Regions from separate parts of the Homo sapiens genome. Here regions 1, 2 and 4 are each linked to region 3. A link is a loop called in an ENCODE intact Hi-C map of the cell type or tissue named here. Cell type or tissue: GM12878. All regions are shown on one strand. Each heading gives the region's core, and the rest is flanking DNA. Links, peaks and the distances in the headings are about the cores only. Region 1 overlaps CFAP20DC-DT (CFAP20DC divergent transcript). Region 2 overlaps CFAP20DC-DT (CFAP20DC divergent transcript). Region 3 overlaps CFAP20DC-DT (CFAP20DC divergent transcript). Region 4 overlaps CFAP20DC-DT (CFAP20DC divergent transcript).

Region 1 (5,563 bases), core at 313-5,312, 180 kb after region 3:
TAAAAACAGACAAAAAAAGTGACCGTGAGTGCCAGGAGAGTTTGGCTAGGAGTGCGAGGTGAGGAGGGGCAAGTGGTGAATGAGAGCGTGCTGGATTCTGTGGTCCCAGGCAGGCTCTGTGAGGTGTGGGTGTGCATGAGAACAGTGTTTTATTTTTAAAGATACTTCCTCAAGAGATTGTTCATTAGGGAGTCCAACCTTTTCCTTGCTGTTCTCTGCTGCAAACATGACCTGATTCTGGAGATGGAGTTTGGAGGGATGTTAAAATCTAAGAGTCAGTGGAGTTGAAGAAGGCAGGAGTTGGGGGGTACAAAAATGTCCCACAGGCCTTATGGTTGATGAGTGAGTCTACATAGTTGTGGTTGGTCTTCTGGGCAGACAAACTGGTGTTGGTAATGGTTTTCATTCCAATGGCTCTGAAGGAGTGATTCTTGGTATACAGTACACTGATGTGCATTTGAATTGTGGTCTGTTTCTGCCACCAGAGCATCGCCACTTGTGATTGGTCCAGAGACTAAGGCAGTTAGGGAACACTGAGCCTGGATCTACCCAAATTCCTCAGGTAGGAGGTGGGGTTGCCATTTTCTAACTCTGAACAATCACATGCCTCTGCATGATACTGATGATAAGCATCTACTTGGACAAGGCTACCAGATTTAAAAATCTTTGTTGGTAGGTAGATAGGCAGGTAGATGTCTTAGTTTGTTTTTTAATGCTATAGCAGAATACCTGAGGCTACATAATTTATGAAGGGAAAAGGTTTATTTGGCTCACAATTCTGGAGGCTGGAAGTTCAAGATTTGGCAGCTACATCTGGTGAGGGCCTCAGGCTGCTTCAACTCATGGCAGAAACTGTGCAAAGAGATCACACAGCGAGAGAGAAAAACCAGGGAAGCCAGACTCTTTGTAACAACCCACTCTCCTGGGAACTAATCCATTACTAAGAACTCATTTAGCTCCTGGGAGGGCATTAATTTATTCATAAGGGCTCCACCTCCATGACCCAGACACCTCCCATTAGGCCCCCACCTGCCAACACTGCCACATTAGGGATCAAATTTCAACATGAGTTTTGGTAGCGCAAACCATACCAAGATAGACATACAGGCTGACTGATAGATGGCTGGCTGGATGGGATGGATTAGCAGGTGGATATAACTATGCAGAGAGATGTAATAGAAAAAAGAACACTTTATAAGGAGTACAATGAGGGGAATATGTTCTTTTACGACCCTTGTTTGCAACTTATTAAAAGTCAACATGCTGGTTGGGTGGTGTTTTATAATTGCAAAGCAGAAGGTCTAAATAAATAGGAAGTTCTACCAAAGATTTAATTAACCTAACCTGTAAAACCTCTTTAATTGATCTGTATAATCAACAAATGATTAATACATCATTTAGAATGAGGTGTCACAAAGGGGAGGCTGATAAACTTAAAACCCCTTTGTCTAGGCTTAAGAGAATTTCTCAAGAAGCAAGAGAGCTCATTTCTCCTGTGATAACACTATTTCTCTCCACTTATAAAATGACATCAGCTGCATAATGAGCAGATTAGGCACAGAATCACCAACATAGTACTGCACCTGCTAATGCAATTAGCCCCGTGTGCTTTCCTCCTGGGAGAAGCAGACACAGGTTATACGCAGAATGCAAGGGCAGCACCTGAACTAAGTGGGCTGCTTTGTCCATAACAACATGTATGTGGTTTGGCTGATTTTAGAGAGCATGAAGGAAGGGGAAGAATGGTTATGATTCTCTCCCCAGAACCAGTAGTCCTTTCTTCATGTCTGTATAGACATGCATAATATGTCAACCTGAACACCTTCCTTTTGTGTGAAACACATCTCTCCTGCTTCTTTAGGGGGTCGTTTTTTCCGTACTCCAACTACATGATTCTCATAAGGGCTTCTAAACACAGTACCCACTCTCAGGAATGGGCACAAGATTCAAGCGGGCCAATCATAGTAGGCCCAGGCCATGAGTCAAGCCAATTAGAATTCTTCTCAGGAAATTTTTAAGAGGGTGTCACTTTTTTTCTTTAGTTGTATAGCTATGAGGATTGGCTATTTGGGAGAACAAAGCCAGCTTGCAGAAAGGAACATGTGATGGTGATACTGAATGTTAACTTGGTTGCATTGAAGGATGCAAAGTATTGTTCATGGGTGTGTCTGTGAGGTTATTGCCAAAGGAGATTAACATTTGAGTCAGTGGACTGGGAAAGGCAGACCCATGCTCAATCTGGGTGGGCACCATCTAATCAGCTGCCAGAGAAGCCAGAATAAAAGCAGGCAGAAGAACATGGAAAGACTAGACTGGCTTAGTCTCCCAACCTACATTTTTCTCCTGTGCTGGATGCTCCCTGCCCTCGAACATCGGACTCCAAATTCTTCAGCTTTGGTACTTTTCCGCTTACACAAGTGGTTTGCCAGGGGCTCTCAGGCCTTTGGCCACAGACTGAAGGCTGCACTGTCAGCTTCCCTACTTTTGAGGTTTTGGGACTCAGACTGGCTTTCTTACTCCTCAGCTTGCAGATGGCCTATTGTGGGACCTCACCTTGTGATCATGTGAGTCGATACTCCTTAATAAACTCCCCTTTTTGTAAACATCTATCCTATTAGTTCTGTCCCTGTAAAGAACCCTAATAGAGAATAGAAGTAAGAAACAGCTAGAAAAAGAGGAGTCCAGAGTCCAGATAATACTTAAATCATCAAATCTCCCCGGCTTCCCTGATCCTTTCCTTTCTGAGACTTGGCTGCTCAGCATGTCCAGACCTGTGCACTTCTTCCGGCATTCTTTCAGTAAGTACTTAACGTTCTCAGGCTGTCTGATCTAGGTTTTTGTCATTGGCAAAGAAATGAGTCCTAAATAGCTTTTCTTCTTTCACACTCACTTACCTAATGAGTAACTGAGTAGGTAATGAATACCTACTTACAAATGCATAAGGCCTCACATTTGCCCTAAAGGACCTGATGCTTTGCGGGGGAGACTGAAAGAGACAACAGTGGCATAGTTTGGTTAGGAGGATGATGTGACATGAAAACATTTGTCAAAACATGAAAACCCAGTTTGGGTTGTGATACATTAAGTTTTCTTTCTTTCTTTCTTTTACTTTAAGTTCTGAGATACATGTGCAGAACGTGCAGTTTTGTTACGTAAGTATACAAGTGCCATGGTGGTTTGCTGCACCTGTCAACCCGTCATCTAGGCTTTAAGCCCTGCATGCATTAGGTGTTTGTCCTAATGCTCTCCCTCCCCTTGCGCCCCCACCCCCTGACAGGCCCCAGTGTGTGATGTTCCCCTCCCTGTGTCCATGCGTTCTCATTGTTCAACTCCCACTTATGAGTGAGAACATGTGGTGTTTGGTTTTCTTTTCCTGTGTTAGTTGGCTTAGGATGATGGCTTCCAGCTTCATCCATGTCCCTGCAAAGGACATGATCTCATTCTTTGTTATGGCTGCACAGTATTCCATAGTGTATATGTGCCACATTTTCTGTATCCAGTCTATCTCTGATGGGCATTTGGGTTGGTTCCAAGTATTTGCTATTGTAAATAGTGCTGCAATAAACATGTGTACATGTGTCTTTACAGTAGAATGATTTCTAATCCTTTGAGTATATACCCAGTAATGGGATGGCTGCTTCAAATGGTATTTCTGGTTCTAGATCCTTTAGGAATTGTCACACTGTCTTCCACAATGGTTGAACTAATTTACAGTCCCACCAACAGTGTAAAAGCATTCCTATTTGTCCACAGCCTCGTCAGCATCTGTTGTTTCCTGACTTTTAAATAATCACCATTCTAACTGGCATGAGATGGTATCCCGTTGTGGTTTTGATTTGCATTTCTCTAATGACCAGTGATAACACTAAGTTTTCTTAAAATGATTCTTAGGTTAAATACTTTCCTTGTATTCTACCATGTGAATTGGTGTTTTTTATTAAAATATTTTAAATTTTTTAAAGCTTTTTCAGTCAAACAAGTATGGAAAATGTCAAATTAAACCAAAATAAGTAGAATTCTTTGCTGCAGAACTTGTTGCTGATGCACTTTGGAGTATCATAGAGACAAATTGAGTATGCAGGGATTCCCAAAGTTCCTGAAGCAAATGCATTTTTCTTGGAATGTCTGATCAAATTTCAGAGAAGCAGTGTTGACTTGAACACAGTTTGGGATCTCCATTCGATCATTATGAGCTCCCCAGTACTTCCTGAAAGAATGTTGGGGGAAGCGCACCAGTCTGGACATGCTGAGCAGCCAAGTCTCAGAAAGGCAAGGATCAGGGAAGCTGGGGAGGTTTGATGACTGAAATGTTATCTGGACTCTAGACTCCTCTTTTTCTAGCTGTTTCTTACTTCTATATTAGGGTTCTTTAGAGGGACAGAACTCATAGGAGAAAGGTATATATAAGCTCTCTACTCGATGATTATGAGCTTCTCAGTTGGTGTAGGCTAAGATCCTGGCAGAGGTAGGCATGGGAGAAGCTCTGGATTAGTTGAATCCCAAGGCATCATCCTCTCTCTGCTACCATTGTGGGAAGGGTACCAGAGCAAATCTTCCTTCTTGCTGGGATTAAGCAGCATGCTAAGCCCTCAAAAGGAGTTCCTATATTACAATATGAAGAGCTGTTTTACTTTCTTTACGCCTAAGGTGGCACTACACGATGAGCAATAGATGTCATCTATATGGATGTTTAGAGGCATGAACCATAGAGGAAGATGGCAAAAGCTCCCACTCTTCTTTACCTCCTTTGAACCTTAAAAAAATTCCATAGAAGTTTGCATTACGATTTTCCCCTTTTCATTGCAAATACTTTTATAACAAGATATTGCTTCAACTACAGCACACTGCTGGGAAAAAACTGCAGATGGGAAGGCTGAGGCTAAATGCCACTGACAGGCAGGGGAGCTTCCTGTTGGCTCCAACATTTAGCTCTGATGGTTCGATGGACATTTGAGAATTGGAATTTATGAAGTAGAGGAATTTCTGCATATTCACCTTGATACTGTAGCATCAGAAGGTCACCAGAATGCAGCCCCCACTTTTAAGGAAGTGGAAGATGAAGGTTTCCATTTATACTCTGGTTCATTGTCTCAATTTGGTACATTTTTATGCTTTTGCTACTTATTGATTTGAGCAACTGAATTACTCTTTGGCAAACAGGGCTGCATTAATGCGTTAAAAGCTCATTATGAGGATAATGGACACAAAGTAAAAAGGAATCAAATGATGTGAGTGTTAAAGGTTTTTCCCTAGACAGCTGAGAATAAATTGAAAACAAATTCAATTAAAATAACATTCAGCCTTTTTTATTTCTTCCATGGAGTGCTTCCTCTGAAGGAGGTGCCTAAAGCTAACATGCTGCTTTGAAGGGCTACCCCGTCCTGCACCAGACAGACGTGGGAAGACCAATGCAGAACGTGTGTCCATGATGGGCTGATTTAGGAAGCTGTTCTCTAAAGCCACACGTTTCTGCCTCCTGCAGATATCTCTATGTCTGTTTGCCATATCCCTTTCTGCTTTCTTTTGGTTAAAAATCAGAAGACCCCTCAAAGCAAGGCAAGCT
Region 2 (5,563 bases), core at 229-5,228, 94 kb after region 3:
ATGCATGGGCATGTAGTCCCATGCAAACTTACATACTCCCACCAAAACCAAAGAACACGTGAAATGGACTGGTCACATTTGAGTAAAGTGGTCACCTAGGAACAGTGAAGGAGCAAAGGTGAACCCTCACTGAGAGTAACCTGCCTCATTTACTCCATCCTGCTCAGTTCCACTGTCTTTCCTTAGCCATTTTGTTTGTGGGAGGCAACCCTTTCTTGGGATGAAAGCACTGTCCCCACAGCACAGTGGAAGTATCCTAGGGTAGGCTGTCTTAGCCTTTATCTGTCAATAACACAACAATATACTGCATCTTCCCTAAGTCAGTAGTTGTCTCTTCTCTTGACGATAACAAGTCTCAATGGTGGTGCTCTCACATGGGTTGGGGACTCCTCAGCTGTAGCAAAGATAAGGCCAGGTAAGGGCTATACTACTGAAAAAACCAGCTGGGAATAACGTAGTTTATCCCAAACTCCCGCGGATTGACAGGATGGTGGCACTTGATAATTGCTGCCTTATGGAATGAGAGACCAGCCACATATTTTACGGGACATAAACAAGGGCATTGGCAAGTGAACAGGTGGGTGCAACATAAGATTGACAGATAAAATACAGGATTCCCAGTTAAATCTGAACTTCAGATGAACAAGTAATGTTTTAGTTTAAGTAGATCCCAGACAACCCAGTTATATTGGAGTTTTTAAAAAACTCTCTCATATATATGTATACACACACACACACACATATATATATATATATGAAGGTCCTGAAAAGTGTCTTTCTAGTGAGTATGAAATGATAAAGTGTTGACTATCCATGTCAGTCATGATTACTAACTTTTAATTTTTATTTTATTTCAGTAGCTTTTGGGGAACAGGTGTTTTTTTTGGTTACATGAATATGTTCTTTAGTGGCGATTTCTGAGATTTGGTGCACCCATCAACTGAGCAGCTTATACTGTATCAATATATAGTCTTTTATTCCTCACCCCCCTGCTAACCTTCCCCCCAAGTCCCCAAAGTCCATTGTATTATTCTTATCCCTTTGCATCCTTATAGTTTGGTTTCCATTTATAAGTGATAGCATACGATGTTTGGTGTTCCATTCTTGAGTTAGTTCACTTTGAATAATAGCCTTCAACTTCTTCCACATTTCTGCAAAGGCCATTATTTCATTCTGTTTCATGGCTGATTAGTATTCCATGGTTTTTACATACCACGTTTTCTTTATCTACTCAAAACAATTTTTTATTTAGCATAAGTAAAGTCCCATGCAGTATTTGGCCAAGAGGATCAATTCGGGGGGTGGGAGAAAGCCCCATGACTGACAGTCCTTTTATGTTACACGGAATCTGGGAAGCACTTCCAATGGAAACAGAAGAAAGGGTGAGGAAAAGTGTGTTGACATAAAGAAACACCTTCACCAACAAAAAGGAAACACAATGATCATAGTCCCTACAGATGAAATAATTGAAATTAGGCTAAAGGGAAAAGATAAGTAATCATTTTGATCCCTAAATGTTTTGAGTTGTGCTTTAATCTCTAAATTTTGGAACATTTTTCTTACAGTTATTCACCATGAGTAGATTAACTTAAGTAAATGTCACTATTTACTCTCAAATTTATTTTTTGGAAAAACTAGCGGTAAGAAATGTACTCTCATCCAGGTTCATTTCATTTGCACTCTCCACACTTCCTAATCTTTTCTAGCTATTTTCACATGTTTTAAAAAAAATGCTCACCATTTCCAACCGTAACCGGAACCAAGCAAGTATTTAATCATTTAATGCAGTTCTCTATTGACTTCCCAGAGGGAAATCTGGGGATTTTGAATGGAAATTCAGAGCAATGTCTGTGTTGCCCTTGCCCCACTCAGATTCCACTTCTCCCTAATTTATGCCTTTCTTCTCAGAAGGAGTTCATCGAGTTCATTGCCAACTTCCACTGCTTCATTACCAAATGTGAACCTCCCCCTGGCACTAGGCTTACTTTAGCATTTTTTCCTCAGGTGAGAGCGTGAAATGTCTCAGTTTAATCACTTGTGAGCAGAGAGGGCACCAGATAGCAACCCGGGCGCTCTCCCACCTGCAGCTTCGATAGGAAAGAATCAATCTAGCATATAAAAGCAGGCACAGATAAATTGCTAAACACTGTAGTACAATGACGGCATACATCTCCGGAATGAGAATCTTCAAAATCAATAAGAATTGAAATTGAAAAAGGAAGAATTGTAGCTGTCAAAATGCAGGATGCTGGCAGGTTATTCACGTTGAGGTCCATTTTGGCTTTTCTAGCCCAGGAGAATCATCTGTTAAGAAAAGTTGTCTCTAGGGTGACCTTTGTTATGTCTCTTTGAAAAAACATTGTGTCTCAGCCTAGGGACTGGATTCTTCTTCCAAATCATAATTGACCTTATCCTTCATGTCATGTTAGGGGACATTCCCCTCAGCGAGAGAGGGAAGCCCGAAGGAGAATTAGAAGCCAGTGTTCAGAGGCTCATGTGGGGAGGGGGCCTGGGTATAGTGAGGCCATGTGGGCTGGAAGGACTTTAGTTTTTGACCAAGTTTTACAATCTGTTCTATCATTTTCTGAAATTTGAAATTCTAAAAAAATCAAGGAATGTACTACCATCACAATAATAATAGCCCATTATTTACTAAGTAATTATATGTGCCTGCATTGTGCAAAGCACTTGATATACATTCTTATATATGACAATAATGGTGATAATACTGATAATAGCTAAGTTTTTTAGTATGTATTTGATGGGCATTGTGTCATGAAAGCCTTATGCCACCCCTCCAAACTATGTACAATTACGATCCCATTTTACAGATAAACAGGCTTAAGAGTGGTTGAGTACCTTGCCCAATGTCACACAGTTGGTGGGGGCTGGGGTGGACATGAATCTCACTCTGTCTCGCTCCAGAATTTTCCTGCTTTGCTTCCTTCAGTCATGTTTTACATCTGTGCATGTTAGCATTTCTGGCAGCTGACAGTTGGGCTGCCTTTGATGTTTTTTTGTCCATGACTCATTCTACTGCCCTGCAATTTCCTCACCCCAAATGGTAGGAAGTCCTTCCTCATGCCCGGTCTACTTTCAGTTATAACTTCTTGGACATGTTTCTTTTTTTCACCAAACTTAGAGCAAAGGAGATATGGAATTTTCCTTTTGGCATTTGGAAATCTGTAAGAATCGCCATCATGTGATTTAGCGTGTGTGTGTGGTTTTTTAAAACTAACATACAACCATTCACAAATTAACCACTGTACGTGTGTCCTGAAAGCATGTTTTAAACCTCATCTTCATGTAATGATTAAAAACAAAAGTTTGTTGCCTGGAAGACCCACTAGGAGTGCAAGTAGCAGCAGGGCACAGAGGAGAAAGAACTTGTCACAAACCGTGGGAACCAGAAACCTGTCCTGTCTCTCAGTTATGAGATGAAATTCAAACTGTGAGGCTCTACTTTCTGTATATCTGCATTTTAAAATGTATCTTTATTTTTCCAATCTTTTTTTTAAAGAAAGATTGTGTTAAAGGGATATATCTGGGTGCATAGGTTACCTTAAGATGTAACCAGTTAGCAGATTTGTTCAAAAGAACAATTTTGCTTTTGAAAGCAAAATTGACAGATTAATATCAATTTTTTTTTTTTAGCAAACTGTGTTTCTAAAACGTATACATTATCATTGGCTTGAGGACTGAGGGACTAAAGTCTATACACATATATTTTTCATGAGCACGATGTTTGTCTTTCAAATAGAGGTTTCATCGGTAATGGTCTCTAGGGCAGGGTGCTTCAAACTGGAAAGTACAGGAGGCACCTGGGGATCCAGTTAAAATAAAGGTTCTCATTCCAGAGCTCCAGGGTGAGACCTGAGACTGCATTTCTCCCAGGTGACATCAATGCAGCTGATTAGGGTTCATACTTTGAGAAGCAGGGCTCTCTACTACCATACAGATTTTGTTACCATGAAGAATATATAAGGAACATTATATACTAGGCGCTAATTCATATGTTGTTCAATAAATTGAACTGCTCTTTTTGTTTGCCTTTTTCCCTCCAAGATACAGTTGAATTAGTTACACAGACCTATATTCTCAGTTCTTCTGAAAGGCAAAGTAGACTTTAAATTGGCAATTGCTAATTTCAATGTAAAATATCTAAAAAGTTTAGAAGTGGGTATCAGCTTGACTTGTTTATAACTAACGAAGGGGTCTCAGGCTAAATTCTACAAGGCTGAAACTAACCAGTTGGCCAACATAAATGAGTATCTTATTTGAAAGAATCTTTTTACTACAGAATTTGGAAATTAAAGCTAAATTTGAAACCAACTTATATCCTTCTCCTTTTTCCTCATTTGTCCCCCAAATACTTTCTAACTTCCCACTCAACTTCTCTCAGCCTCTATGATTAAGGAGACTAACCTAGTAGTGGCACTTTACATTTTACTACTTGAGCAACATAATATTTAGAAATACTGCCTAAATATGACAGTGCATTTTGAGCCTTCGCTGCTTTAAAAACAAACAAAGGTTTACAGAGGAGAAACCTCGCAAATTCTACCTTGGCCAGGTGATGAAGCTTAGCATTGCTGGTGAGAAGTTTTATTGATAGCACATACCACTTAGTATGATATAACAAGAAAGGCATTCATGTTTGTGGCATTCTTGGCAAAACTCATAACCCCAAGCTAATCACAAGAAAACCAGCAGACAAACCTGAATTGTGGGATGATCTACAAAATACCTAACTGGTACTCCTCAAACTTGTCAAGGTCATTCCAAACAAAAACAGAAATTCTCACAGACCAGAGAAAACCAAGGAAACGTGAGGACCAAATGCAGTGAAGTTCCCTGGATTGAGTCTTGGGACAGAAAGAGGACATCAGTGAAAAAACGAGTAAAATCCGAATCATGTCCAGAGTTTACTAAATATTGATTTCCTGCTTTTGACAAATGTAACAGTAATGTGGTAACATTAGAGGAAACTCAACTGGGTGAGGGATATATAGGAATTTTATGTACCACCTTTGCAATGTTTCTATAAATCAAAAATGATACTGAAATGAAAAACTTATGTAAAATGATGTTGACACTAGGGAGGGAGTAGAAAGTGATAAGAATGCCTCATGGACACTTTTTTTCCCCTATAAAGTGTGTGTGTGTGTGTGGTATGCAGGAGTGTGTATTTTGCTAGTCATATACTGAGAAAAATAAAGTCATACAGAAAATCAAAGGCTACCACTGGTTCAAAAAGGAAGGCATGAGAACATATCAGTACCACATGGAAGGTGTCTTTAATAAAAAGGCCTTAGTCATGAAAGTTAGCCCAGATGCTCAGCTGACACTTACCAAATTGCTTTGAAAGAAAGCATAGTCTAGAGGAACTGTTGAAAAATCTGTCGAGTGACTAATCCCAAGTTGGATCCCAATAGAGGAAATTGGAGAGATCCATTAGGCAGGCGAGGCTGTTCATTTCCTCGGAATTATTGACCGTGGCAATGCCCTTGCTCCCTACGCATGTGCCACCTTAGAAACTCCCCTGCCGGAATCGAGTTAAGTG
Region 3 (5,563 bases), core at 436-5,435:
CTGCTCTAGAGAAGAAGTTTTGTGTAGCCTTCTAACCAGAACCTACTGACAACACATGCAGGCCCTGCTGTAATTAAGTATTGATTTCATGTGATGTGTGTATACAGAGGAGGCTCATCTCATTTGTGGGCTGCTGTTATCTGTCAGTAGAACAAAATGTGTGATTATCAGTGGATGTCCTGTGGCTATCTATGGCATACTATAACCTCTCATCCATCTAATCGTAGAGACATTATGGTACGCCACTCAAGAGTGGGCCATTTGTCTTAACACGGCCCCTGCTGCAGTTGGCCTGCTTTTGTTCCCAGAAATAGCTGCACAGATTCTTCACTGAAACACCTTCTTAGTTCCAATTTGGTGCTGCCAGAATGGAGACCTAGCAAGGTCCATCCATGATAATGTAATATGGCTGTGACTTCAAATAAATGGAACACCAGGCATTATTCCTCTTCTGCTTTCTTTGAGGCAGTCACACCTCCTGACATTATTCTGGTTACCTTGCTGAACCCAGGAGAAGGGAACAAGTAATTGTGGATGGAACAAAGTTCACCTTATAAACATTGTCAGGAAATGCTGGAGGTTCTTGAGTCCGCCATCATCTTTATGCAGCATTCATGGCTCCCAGGCTGAACTGAGAATGCTCTGCTTTTTAGATTTGAGGGGGAAGCTATATTGGGTCAGAAAGGGGCTTCATGCCCACTATGGGAATGAGAGCCTGAGGAATTGAATTCTGAGTCTTTCTTAATTGTGTGATTTCTCTTTCTGCTTGACAGTTTCATCTCTACTGAGCCACTGGCTGTCTTTACTAGGAACTTTCTCCTAACAGCAGAATGAGAGTTTCTAAATAAAGACATGAACTTTTTGTGTAGGTGTCTTTGCTTATTTGGCATTTTCCATCTTGGGGTGGGAGGTTGGATGGAATAGCTTTCGTAGGTAGTGCTTTTGCTGTCCCTACTTGCTCAAAATATCGGCCTGGGGTATCAAGAACTGAACCAATTAAAAAATCTTGTTTCCTGTGCTGGTGCTCTTTCCTTTAACACAGTGGTTTTCTCTCTTACCTACTGCTACCCAAAGTTATTTCCATTAGGTGTTTCTTTCCTGCTGCCATGTAAAAAGATTAAAAATAGTATTGTAGACAGACTGAATTTAGGGGGAAATTTTTCGGTCCTGTGCACCATTGTGGATTATGTCTTTGAAGCTCACACTGAACTCCTCAAGCTCCATTTTAAGTGTCATTTTATCACATCCCATTCACTTGAGTCCAGAGTCCTGAGCTAGGGAATGGCAGATAATTGCCAATCCCACCATGAAAGTGTTATCTGCATATTAAACACGTCACTCAGGAATCCAGTGAATGAGTCAGAGACAAAAGTTTAAAATAAGATCATCATTCTTGCAGGTCCTCCTTCCATACATTGCAGCAGGAGTCTGTTAGGGACCATATCGAAAAATAGAATTGCAGAAATCAAGTATGTTTCTTTCAGTACCTCTAGGTGGGGAGTGGAGGGTCAGTAGGAGAGAAAATATAGGCTTTGGGTTGAGAGGGATCTGGGTTCGATTTCCCAGCTCTGTGATATTAAACAAATCAATCACTCATCCCTAAGGAGTCTCAGTCTTCTCATCTATAGAACATGGGCAAAATACTGATCTTGCTGGTCAGGAAGATTAAACAGGCATCACCCGTAAAGCCACCTAGCTCATGCCACGCATAGAGGCATCCGGTGGCACATTGCCCTCAACACTGGGTGAATACCATTTTGAGTTAATTACAGCTCTGATTTCACAGACCATTTCCAAAGTTTAATTGTATTTCTTTCATGCAGTCATTTGAACTATCTACAGCGCGTTTCTTGTAGGTTACACCTGGCTACTGGAAGACGTCCTAGGTGATTGTTCAAAGGGGCCCATTGAGAGGTGAGTGATGAGGCTGGTGAGAATTCTGTGGTGTGCTTAAGAGTCTTCTGGGCATTTGCTAAATCTAGTCAGATTCTAGGACTCAACCCCAGAGAATCTGATACAGCGTTTGAAGAGGGGACTCTGAAATTTGCACAATGAAGGTTCTCCTCAGGTACTTACAATGTAGAGGCCTTTCGCACTAGACTTCAAAACACACTGCCAGAAACATGCCCACAGAAGAACCGCTAACGACTTAGTGATATGGAAGGGGGGCAGAGAGGTGCTGGGAAGAAAAGGACATGGTCCCTGGTGAGGGTTCCACCCCCGGCCGGTGCCCACGGACCTAGGTGAGAAGAGGGACTCCTGCATTTGTGGCCAAATATTGCATTTCCCAGGACCACCCTGGCCTGCCACACTGTCATCCTGTGCCTATAAAAACCTAGAAACCCTAGCAGGCAGACACAAAGGTGGCTGGACGTCAAGAGGAGCACATCAGCAGAGGAACACATGGGTGGCTGGATGTCGAGAGGAATGCACCAGTGTAGCACAACACCAGCACACTGGCAGGCCATCGACTGGCAGAACAATGCGGAGTGTGGCTGAGGTGGTTGGAAAAGAGTCGGGCGGCCAAGCGGCCGTACTCCACGGGAAAACCATCTCCCTTCTGGCTCCTCCATCTGCTGAGAGCTACTTCCATGCAATAAAACCTTGCATTCATTCTCCAAGCCCATGTATGATCCGATTCTTCTGGTACACCAAGGCAAGAATCCCAGGATACAGAAAGCCCTCTGTCCTTGTGATAAGACAGGGGTCTAATTGAGCTGACTAACACAAGCCACCTATGGATGGCTAAACTAAAACAGCACCCTGTAATACACACCCACTGGGGCTTCAGCTGTAAACATTCACCGCTGGACACTGCCGTTAGGTTGGGGCCCCACAGCCTGCCCGTCTGTGTGCTTCCCTAGAGGTTTGAGTGGCAGGGCACTGAAGAAGCGAGCCACACCCCCATCGCACGCCCTGCAAGGGGGACAAGGGAACTTTTCCTGTTTCACTAGGATTGACCACTGGGAAAATGCCACTCATGGGAGATGAGACAGCAGCCATCCAGTCACCAGAGAGCTGTGATATCCAGTCACCAGAGAGCTGCGATATGGACAAGCATGGGATTTGTCCTGGAGCCCCAGGGGTCAAAACAGAGCCTGATGGGTAGAAATTCCAGGGAGCAAATTTCCATTTAATATAGATGAGTGCTTTTCTAAGAATTAAAGGTGTCCAAGTGTGGCCTATGTAGCTCCAGGGGAAATGAACCTTCCAACTCAGGAGAAATTTAAATTTGTCTGTCTGAGTGACCTCTGGGAATTTTATAGAGAGGAGATTATCGCATGCTCTTAGCCCCCAATGGCACCCGAATTACTCTTATTGCCATTGCTTATACCTTTAGGTCCAGTGTGTTCACTCTCACAGATATTTGTTACCCATTTACTCAGTGCCTGATTCTATGAGGATGAAGCAGGAAAGTGCTCTGCAAATCCAGGACAGAGTGTGATTTTCGCAGATGCTGTTATTAGAAAAGAAAATGTCGGGTTTCACTTTCCATATGGAAAGAGGTAGTAGGTATTTCTGGTAATGAGAAGAGAGGGAGGGATTACTCATTGGAAGAAAGAGGTAATGAGTAAGCTAGTTCCGCTTTGAGAAGAAAAATGCTTTCACAACAGCTTTTAACAGATTGATTAAGCAAAGTTTTCGTTTTGTTTCAAATAATTATTTGTTTTTCTGCCTTTCTCTTCAGAGCTGTGAAATTCTAGACGTCTCTTAGAAATAAAATGGGTTGCTACACACTTATTTTTCTCAGCTCTATATACATTTCTCCTTCTTCTTTGAAATTTGTGGCCACCATTAATGTATATAGGATGTTCTCATTTTGATTTTCAGTTGAGACACTGCAGACTTTTATGAGGGATGCTTTGGATCAAGCAAGAGACACTGAGTAGTTTCCTTCCTTCCAAGATTTCAAAGCAACAGCACCATATTGAGTCTAAACTCAAAGCCTTTGTTCAGAAGCCAGCAGCTGGCTACTCACACCAAGATGGCATTGGATGTTTTTGGAGTGGGATATCCAGGTGACATTTTAATAAAAGCTTTCATGGGCCAATTATTTAATCTATAGAGTTTTATAATTAGCTGACTTTGAAACCTTATTAAACCCCATGTGCAAGATCATGTGAAATTGTACCTCAAGTTTGATTTTTCTTTGTTGTACCCCTCTTCTCTCCTACTTCCTTGATAGTTGCTATTTGTTTGATATTTTTAAAAATTTCTTATTGACACACAGATCCATCCACAAAACAAAGTCATAAAGGCACCTTGATCTGTAAAGTGTTCTGAGTTTCTTAAAACTCTAGTACAGAATGAGAGTCTCTAGAAGGTAGAAGGCCTAGTTTTGGAAGTTGCCATCAGCATTGGATTTTTGCCGAATAGTGCTATATATGTTCAATAATAAAGTTTTCTGTTTTTGTCAACTATTTCTTATGGAACTATTCTCTGTGATGCTGAGGTTACAGAAAAATATCATTTTTCTGTCACTGTTGGTGTTCTTCAGGACCTCACTTTTAAATAGATGTCCTTTTGAAACCTAGGTGGTTATGTGCATCAGAAAAACACCTTATCCTGTGCCCCATTGGGTGACTTGGACAAAGTAACACAATTTTGGTGGGGGAAATGGTACATATTATGTTTCATAGGAGCCAGATTCCAATAGTAACCATCTGACCCTTGTGATCCTATGTTTTCAATTTTCCTATAAAAGAACGCAACAAACAGTGCTGCTCAAGCCTATTTTTCTATTAAGTGTTCTTTGATTCGTGAGTTGCTGGGTAGATTTTCCATTCTCAGTGTTAGAAGACACGAACATCAAATACTTTTCTCTTAGAGTAACTTCTCATGCAACTGTCTCATGGCATATGCTAAAAGAAAAGAAAGTTCCTTACGTATGAGTACAGAGAAACGGAGCATGATTTTAACCTTGGTTTCAGGTTTTGTTATTTAGTCTTTTTGACTTGAATATGAACTCAAGTGTTTGCTAATTAAAAGAATAAACACAGCAGCCATTGCTCCGCCAAAATACGTTTATCGAGTGCCTATCTTGTGCACAGTCCTTTGCTAGGCTCTGTTTATATAACATATCCTATTTAAAAGGCTGCTTGATAAATAAGCAGTTTGGAAATCCCTGGTGGGAGGTAGGTGGCGATATTCAGTGTAGCTTCCCCAGCTGCCACCTGGAACATGAGTCTGAGAATGTCTATGCAGGAAGATGATTAATTTCAAAAATCATTTCTAGGAAATTCTCTGGATCTTTATATAATTCCCTGGCCTCCAGGGAAAGAAGTTAAGATAACTTGAATTACTTGCCTTGGTAAAAATGTTGAACTGAATCCTGATCTCATTTCTTGCCTCCCCTTCCTTTTCTCTTCTTTCTAAATCAAAGAACAGTTTGACACTAATATGGTTGTTGTATTATTTATCTATTGCTGCGTAACAAGTTGACCCAACCTTAGCAGCTTAAAACAACTAACATCTATTATCACATAGTTTCTGGGAGTCAAGAATTCAAGAGAGGCTTAGTAGCTAAGTGGTTCTGGCTCAGGATTTCTCAGGAGGTTCTGGC
Region 4 (5,563 bases), core at 263-5,262, 140 kb before region 3:
GGACCCAGTAAGAATTTGTGGTTATGAATAAATAAATGAATGACTCTAGTATTCTTTATATTATATATCCAATTCACTTTTAATAAAATGGCATCATATAAACATAGCTTGCTTTTTAAAACCTAATAAATTGTCAACAATTTCCCATATCAAAAATATTATTCTATAACATTTTGCATAATGACTTCTCGATATTCTATTTTAGAGATGCACAATAATTCATTTAATTCTCTAATGCCCCTTTTGATGGTGTGCAAAATTTTTATAACAAAGATGACCACTTGAACGCACATCCCTTTCTGATGCACTCTCTCTTTCATTCTGTGGACTAACACTGCAACTGGAAAGCTGGCAGGCCTGGAGCTCTGCTGGCACGTACAAACTTGTGGCATTGTCTCTGGGCCTTTGGATTCCTTGCTTTATAAACTTCCCATAGCTACCCAAATGTTGCGCCTCTGGTTTCCTTTCCTTTTCCAAACCACCATCCAGTTTTGTTGAGTACTGCATTTCAATACTTCGCCTAATAGGACGTGCATCCTGGGCTGAAACTGCAAACTTTTTTCCCTTAGGAGATTTTGGTTGATAATATAGGAATATAGCTTATTTTATTTTGCTAATTTTATGGAAGCTCCTGCCTATGACTTAATCTTTAGCACCTCTCAAATCAATTGATCAGAGGCAATTTAGAGAAAACATCTGTTTTCATTTCCTACCTAGTGACCAATAAGTGACTGTTTAGGAATAACTAAGTGTTCTCACTTTTAGCATGCAACAAGAACTGCGTGCCTCAGTTACTAGCATAGGAACTTGCTGTGTCCTGAGGGGAAATGTTTTTCTCTGTAGGAGGATAAGCTCCTTAGTAGCATGAACCTGAGCATAAATCAGAGCTTCATTAGCTTCAGGGACTATCCTTTTCGTCATCTAGAGAAATACACTTTTTAATTTGCTTGCCACTAAAAGTTTAAAGAGATCCCAATTATTTTTATTTATTCATCCAAGTCAGCTAGCCTAAGATGGCCTTACTCAAAGTCTCAGAATAAAATAAAAAAAAATTACCGGAATAAAAGCTGCTGTACAGTTTCCTAGGAAAGGTAGGTTATCTTTATCTGTAAAACATACTCAATTTAACTATTACATATGATTGACATTATGGTAATACTTAACTATTTTTATAAAAGTCTTCAGTATGCTCTGTCATTTGACCTTGCAGCCGGAATATCTTTATTTTATTGGACATTGGAGAGGAAGTTCTTAGAAAGGGCAGTGTTTTGTCTGTTGTCATAGAGTTAATCAGTGGTGAAGCCAGAATTTGAATCCCAGCCACAGACCTGTTTCTTATCACGAAGTCGAGGTGCTTGGCATTATCCAGTGTTCTGTACCCTCCTGCATATTTGAATTACCTGGGGAGATTTTTAAAAATACAAATTCCTGGACTCATCTCTCTCAGATATTCTGAGTCCTTAGGTCTGGGGCAGGGCCAGGAATCATTTTTTTAAAAGCTCCCTGGGTGATTCTACCATGCAGCTTAGGGGTTCTCCATTGCAGTTTCCCTCGGCAGAGAGGAAATAATATGCAATTAGCCACTAATCAAGAGAAGGAGCAGTTTAGCTCATAAGATAGAAAAGAATTATGTCTTTGTTTTGCTGTCCTGTCATGTCGTTAGAAAAAAAATCATGGGAGTTTAAAAGTCATTGCAGAGGAATTTAGCTTTTTATGAAGAATTATGGGATGGCAGAGCTTCTAGGCCCCCTGAGGAAATAAATCTGCCCACTTTTGGCTGGCGCATGACTCCTTTAACAGCTGTGTGTGGTCAGCAGTTTACCTTACAATTACCTTATCTTGACCTATCTCCTTTTGATGATGCAAAAGGATGTTAATCAAGGTTGACTCTTTTTTGGTTCATCCTAAGAATTGACCCCAATCAGTGAATCTCCGCTCTTTGTTTAAAGTTTTGAAGCACAAAGTTTTGACTGTTCCATTTATCTTTTCTGCCTCATCTGCAAAGGAATTGGCACGTCTCCAGGTCTCCAACTGTGTGGCTACTTCTCATGCTCGCATCTCAGAAAAGTGATGGAATTGTCTGTTGTACGCACATCAGCAATGTTCAGTCATGAATTGACTTCTTCGGACTCTAGTAGTGCCTCTTCATCAAGTCTGTGTGTATTTTTTCACCAGTGCTGATGCTTGATTTGTTATTCCTTGTCTCTGCTGCCTCAGACAGGCCTTCCCGGGATTCTAGTCCTATGTTGTTTGTCTCTATTCATGTGCGTCATTATTGTGTAACTGCCCACATTTTAAATAATTGGCTTTGAGGAGGTGAGAGGCACCCAGGCAAAACTAAGCCCAGTCTTTCAGACCCACTTGCCGGTGTTGGAGTTGGCAGCACAAGCTGGGTATTCTGAGCTAAAATACTTCATCTCTTTGAGCCTCAGTCTCCTCATTTGGTTTGAGGACTAAATAAAGCAATTTAAGTCTCTGGCACACTATGGGTGCTCAATGTTAGTCTCTTTTTCTTGGTTTTTCTAAATTTGGTGTAACATGATTCAAATACTATTCACTACTTAGATAAACCTGACTGTGTTATCTTTGTTCTCATTAAATAGATCTGGTTACCCAACAATGCAGTTTCCTGAGCTCTGTATATTCTGACCAGAAACTACCCAGAATGTGGCCAGCCCTTAAAACTGCAAGTCACCTGGGAAGGGAAATAGTATTTATTAATACTCCACCCCACCCCATAAAACAAGATATGCGTGTGTGTGCACTCATGCATGCATGCACACACACACACACACACACACAATACTCAATGAACTGTGCTACTAGGGACTTTCCTCACAAAAACTTCATGAGGTAGGCAGCATTAATATTCTAACCTTATAGATTTGGATTTGAGACTTAGAGGATCTAATTTGCCCACGGATACACGGCCACTAATTAGTAAAGCTGGAATTCCAACCCTTATCTCTCTGATTCCAAAAATGGTTACCTCTTCAGTAGGCATCTTTTGGCTTTTTGGTAGGATATCTATTCAGAGAATAGTAAAAGAGATACTTGAACTACAAAGTGCAATTCATCATCTGCTTTCACAAGCTCCAACATTTCCATGAAATATTTGGATAGGGTGAGGTATGGCAACTTTGGGGGTGTGGGTGATTTGGTTCATAACTGTGTGTTTATGTGTGTGTTGGCATGGGTGTGTATCTGCAGCATGAATGTAATTATAATAACCCACTCACAAAACTCCTCACACTAAGGGGCAGAACTCTGTATGTTGAGAAACCACAAGTCTTTAAGTAAGAAATGTCTCACAGGAGTCAAATATCAACCAAACATCTGTGTGGCTAATCAAGGAGCTACAAGGCCACACTTAGTCAACAGGAAGAGTCCCTATAGAAAGACATCACTAAAAGCAGTGCCATATGATTTATTTGCTATAACTCAATTTCCATCTGTCTCATAAGGTGGATTGTGTACACACTGCACTGCAGGCATTCAGCCACGGTGGAAGCATACCAAGGAGCAGAAAACCTTCTCCTCCCTCGGGCTATTGGTGATATGCTCTGCTAAGAACCAGGCAGGGCCAGGGTGGCCTACAAGGAAATGCCTTGGGCCGTCTTGCCAAGACTTCATACCTTTAGGAGCTGGCTGGATCATGGGCCTTTGAACAAGGTTCTGTAGCAGTAATGGGGCCAGGTGGGTTTTAAGCATTCTGCTTTTCTCGGAGATTCCTTTGACTCACATTTGCAGACTCCAGATGGTAATTTTGCCACTTCAGGCAAGATGCTGTTCATAGTCCCTTAAATTTCTTACATAAATAAAGAATGAGCCAAATAAATACTTTCTTGCTATTGTGTGTTGAAGAAAATCAGGTGAAACTGAAACCCTTTCGCATTCTGTAAACAGTATACAAAATGTAGGAATGCTTAAGGCTGAGTAAAAACCAGTGTGATCCTATAAAACCAAGCCATTGCATAAGAACCAAAGAACTTCTAGAGCCTTCTGAAAATTAATGATTATTTTAGACAATATTAACCTTTATTTTTTGTAGGTAACAGGAACCTCATCTATTTTGTTTCAAAAGCTTCCTTGTTTAGGTTACTATAATATCCTCAACAGCTTTGAAGGAAGAGATTTTAAGAAACTATTTCTGTAGGAAAATTTCCTCCTTTGGCATTCCTTTTTGTTAGGCAAACCTATCTTATAGAAAGTCAGCACCATGACACATTTGCTGTGGAGAGAGAGGAAAGGAAGTCAAGGAGAGGGTACCCTCAGACAGGGTTATATGTTCTCCCTCCAGGACCCATAGTGATGATATGGTTTGTCTGTGTTCCCACCCAAATCTCATCTGGAATTGTGGATCCTGTAATTCTCACCTGTCGTGGGAGGGACCCAGTGGGAGATAATTGAATCATGGAGGCGGTTGCACCCACACTGTTTTTGTGGTAGTGAATAAGTCTCATGAGATCTAATGGTTTTATAAGGGGAAATCCCTTTTGCTTGCTTCTCATTCTCTCTTGCCTGCTGCCATGTAAGATGTGCCTTTCACCTTCCACCATAATTGTGAGGCCTCCCCAGCCACGTGGAACTGTGAATCCAATAAACCTCTTTTACTTTATAAATTACCCAGTCTCAGGTATGTCTTTATCACAGCGTGATAATGGACTATTACACAGAACATTTCTGAAGTACACTGTAGCTAGCTGTGTGACTTAGGGCAATTATTTAAAGACTCAGAGATTTAATTCCCTCACCCATGAAATGAAAATAATAATATATATCTTTTGGGTTTCTCTTGATGGATAACATGAAATTACAGAAAATCATGTTGTTACTCCAATGTGCTGAGTAGACAGGGTTCATTAAATATTACTTACATCTGAATCTGAATGTTAAAGTGTAATGCTGGAATGGGAAATGCAAGAGGACAATTCTTGTTTTGTGGGGTTGGCATATCTGCTGGGTGAGGAGGGCACTTCCTCATTAAATTACTCAGCAAACTTCACTGAGAGCCCATTGTGTTCCAGGCACAATGCTGGATGCTGGGGAGAGGGATGAATAAAAGAATCTCAGCTCACATGGAGCTCATGGCCTGGTTGGGGAGAGGGACATTTAAATAAATAAATCACTATCTGGTGCTGAGTGCAGCAACTGAATCATGTGCAGGGTAGAGAGATAACACAAAGAAAGTAAGGTCAACAATGTAAGGTCATGGGTTCAGTCTGATCTGCTGTCTGTTTTGGTAAATGAAGTTTTATTGGAACATAGCCTGCTCATTCATTTACCTATTGTCTATGGCCACTTTTACCCTTACGGTGAGTGCAGTCGGTTCTGCTCTAAGGATGCACATGCGTTTCTGAAAATCACCACACTATACACGATTGTGTAATAAAAAACACAAGGCCTATGGGGGAAATGGCACTGGGCACAGCACTCAAGAACTTGGCCAGTGACACATAAAAAAATGGATAACCTGAAAAAGATGACAACATATTTCTACACATGTAAAATGGTTAAGAAACATATAACAATACTACCACAAATATGGCCACTTGCCTTGAAA

What was found. Peaks named below come from ENCODE experiments on the same cell type or tissue, not always from the same donor. Only the 100,000 strongest peaks of a DNase experiment are listed, where the experiment ranks them.
Region 1: it touches region 3 in a loop (9-fold over the local background); 1 of 110 quality-filtered maps calls a loop at or near these places.
Region 2: a loop joins it to region 3, with 7 times the contacts of the local background. A loop is called at or near these places in 1 of 110 quality-filtered maps.
Region 4: it touches region 3 in a loop (2.7-fold over the local background); 1 of 110 quality-filtered maps calls a loop at or near these places.

Annotation. Positions count from the first base shown.
Region 1 is chr3:59,563,762-59,569,324 of GRCh38, forward strand. The region is part of intron 6 of CFAP20DC-DT (CFAP20DC divergent transcript); the gene reads left to right. Among named protein-coding and RNA genes, the nearest start is that of CFAP20DC-DT, 480 kb to the left of the region's middle. In GM12878, for the core only: no CTCF peak of the experiment used is centred there; a DNase peak (open chromatin) is centred at 2,940; H3K27ac peaks cover 1,499 bases.
Region 2 is chr3:59,477,563-59,483,125 of GRCh38, forward strand. All of the region lies in intron 5 of CFAP20DC-DT (CFAP20DC divergent transcript), which reads left to right. Among named protein-coding and RNA genes, the nearest start is that of CFAP20DC-DT, 390 kb to the left of the region's middle. In GM12878, for the core only: no CTCF peak of the experiment used is centred there; a DNase peak (open chromatin) is centred at 3,229; H3K27ac peaks cover 2,239 bases.
Region 3 is chr3:59,382,876-59,388,438 of GRCh38, forward strand. All of the region lies in intron 5 of CFAP20DC-DT (CFAP20DC divergent transcript), which reads left to right. Among named protein-coding and RNA genes, the nearest start is that of CFAP20DC-DT, 300 kb to the left of the region's middle. RefSeq lists an enhancer at 3,298-3,357 and a silencer at 3,528-3,587. In GM12878, for the core only: no CTCF peak of the experiment used is centred there; a DNase peak (open chromatin) is centred at 3,506; H3K4me3 peaks cover 572 bases; H3K27ac peaks cover 2,873 bases.
Region 4 is chr3:59,244,175-59,249,737 of GRCh38, forward strand. The region is part of intron 4 of CFAP20DC-DT (CFAP20DC divergent transcript); the gene reads left to right. Among named protein-coding and RNA genes, the nearest start is that of CFAP20DC-DT, 160 kb to the left of the region's middle. In GM12878, for the core only: no CTCF peak of the experiment used is centred there; DNase peaks (open chromatin) are centred at 2,767 and 3,347; H3K27ac peaks cover 1,771 bases.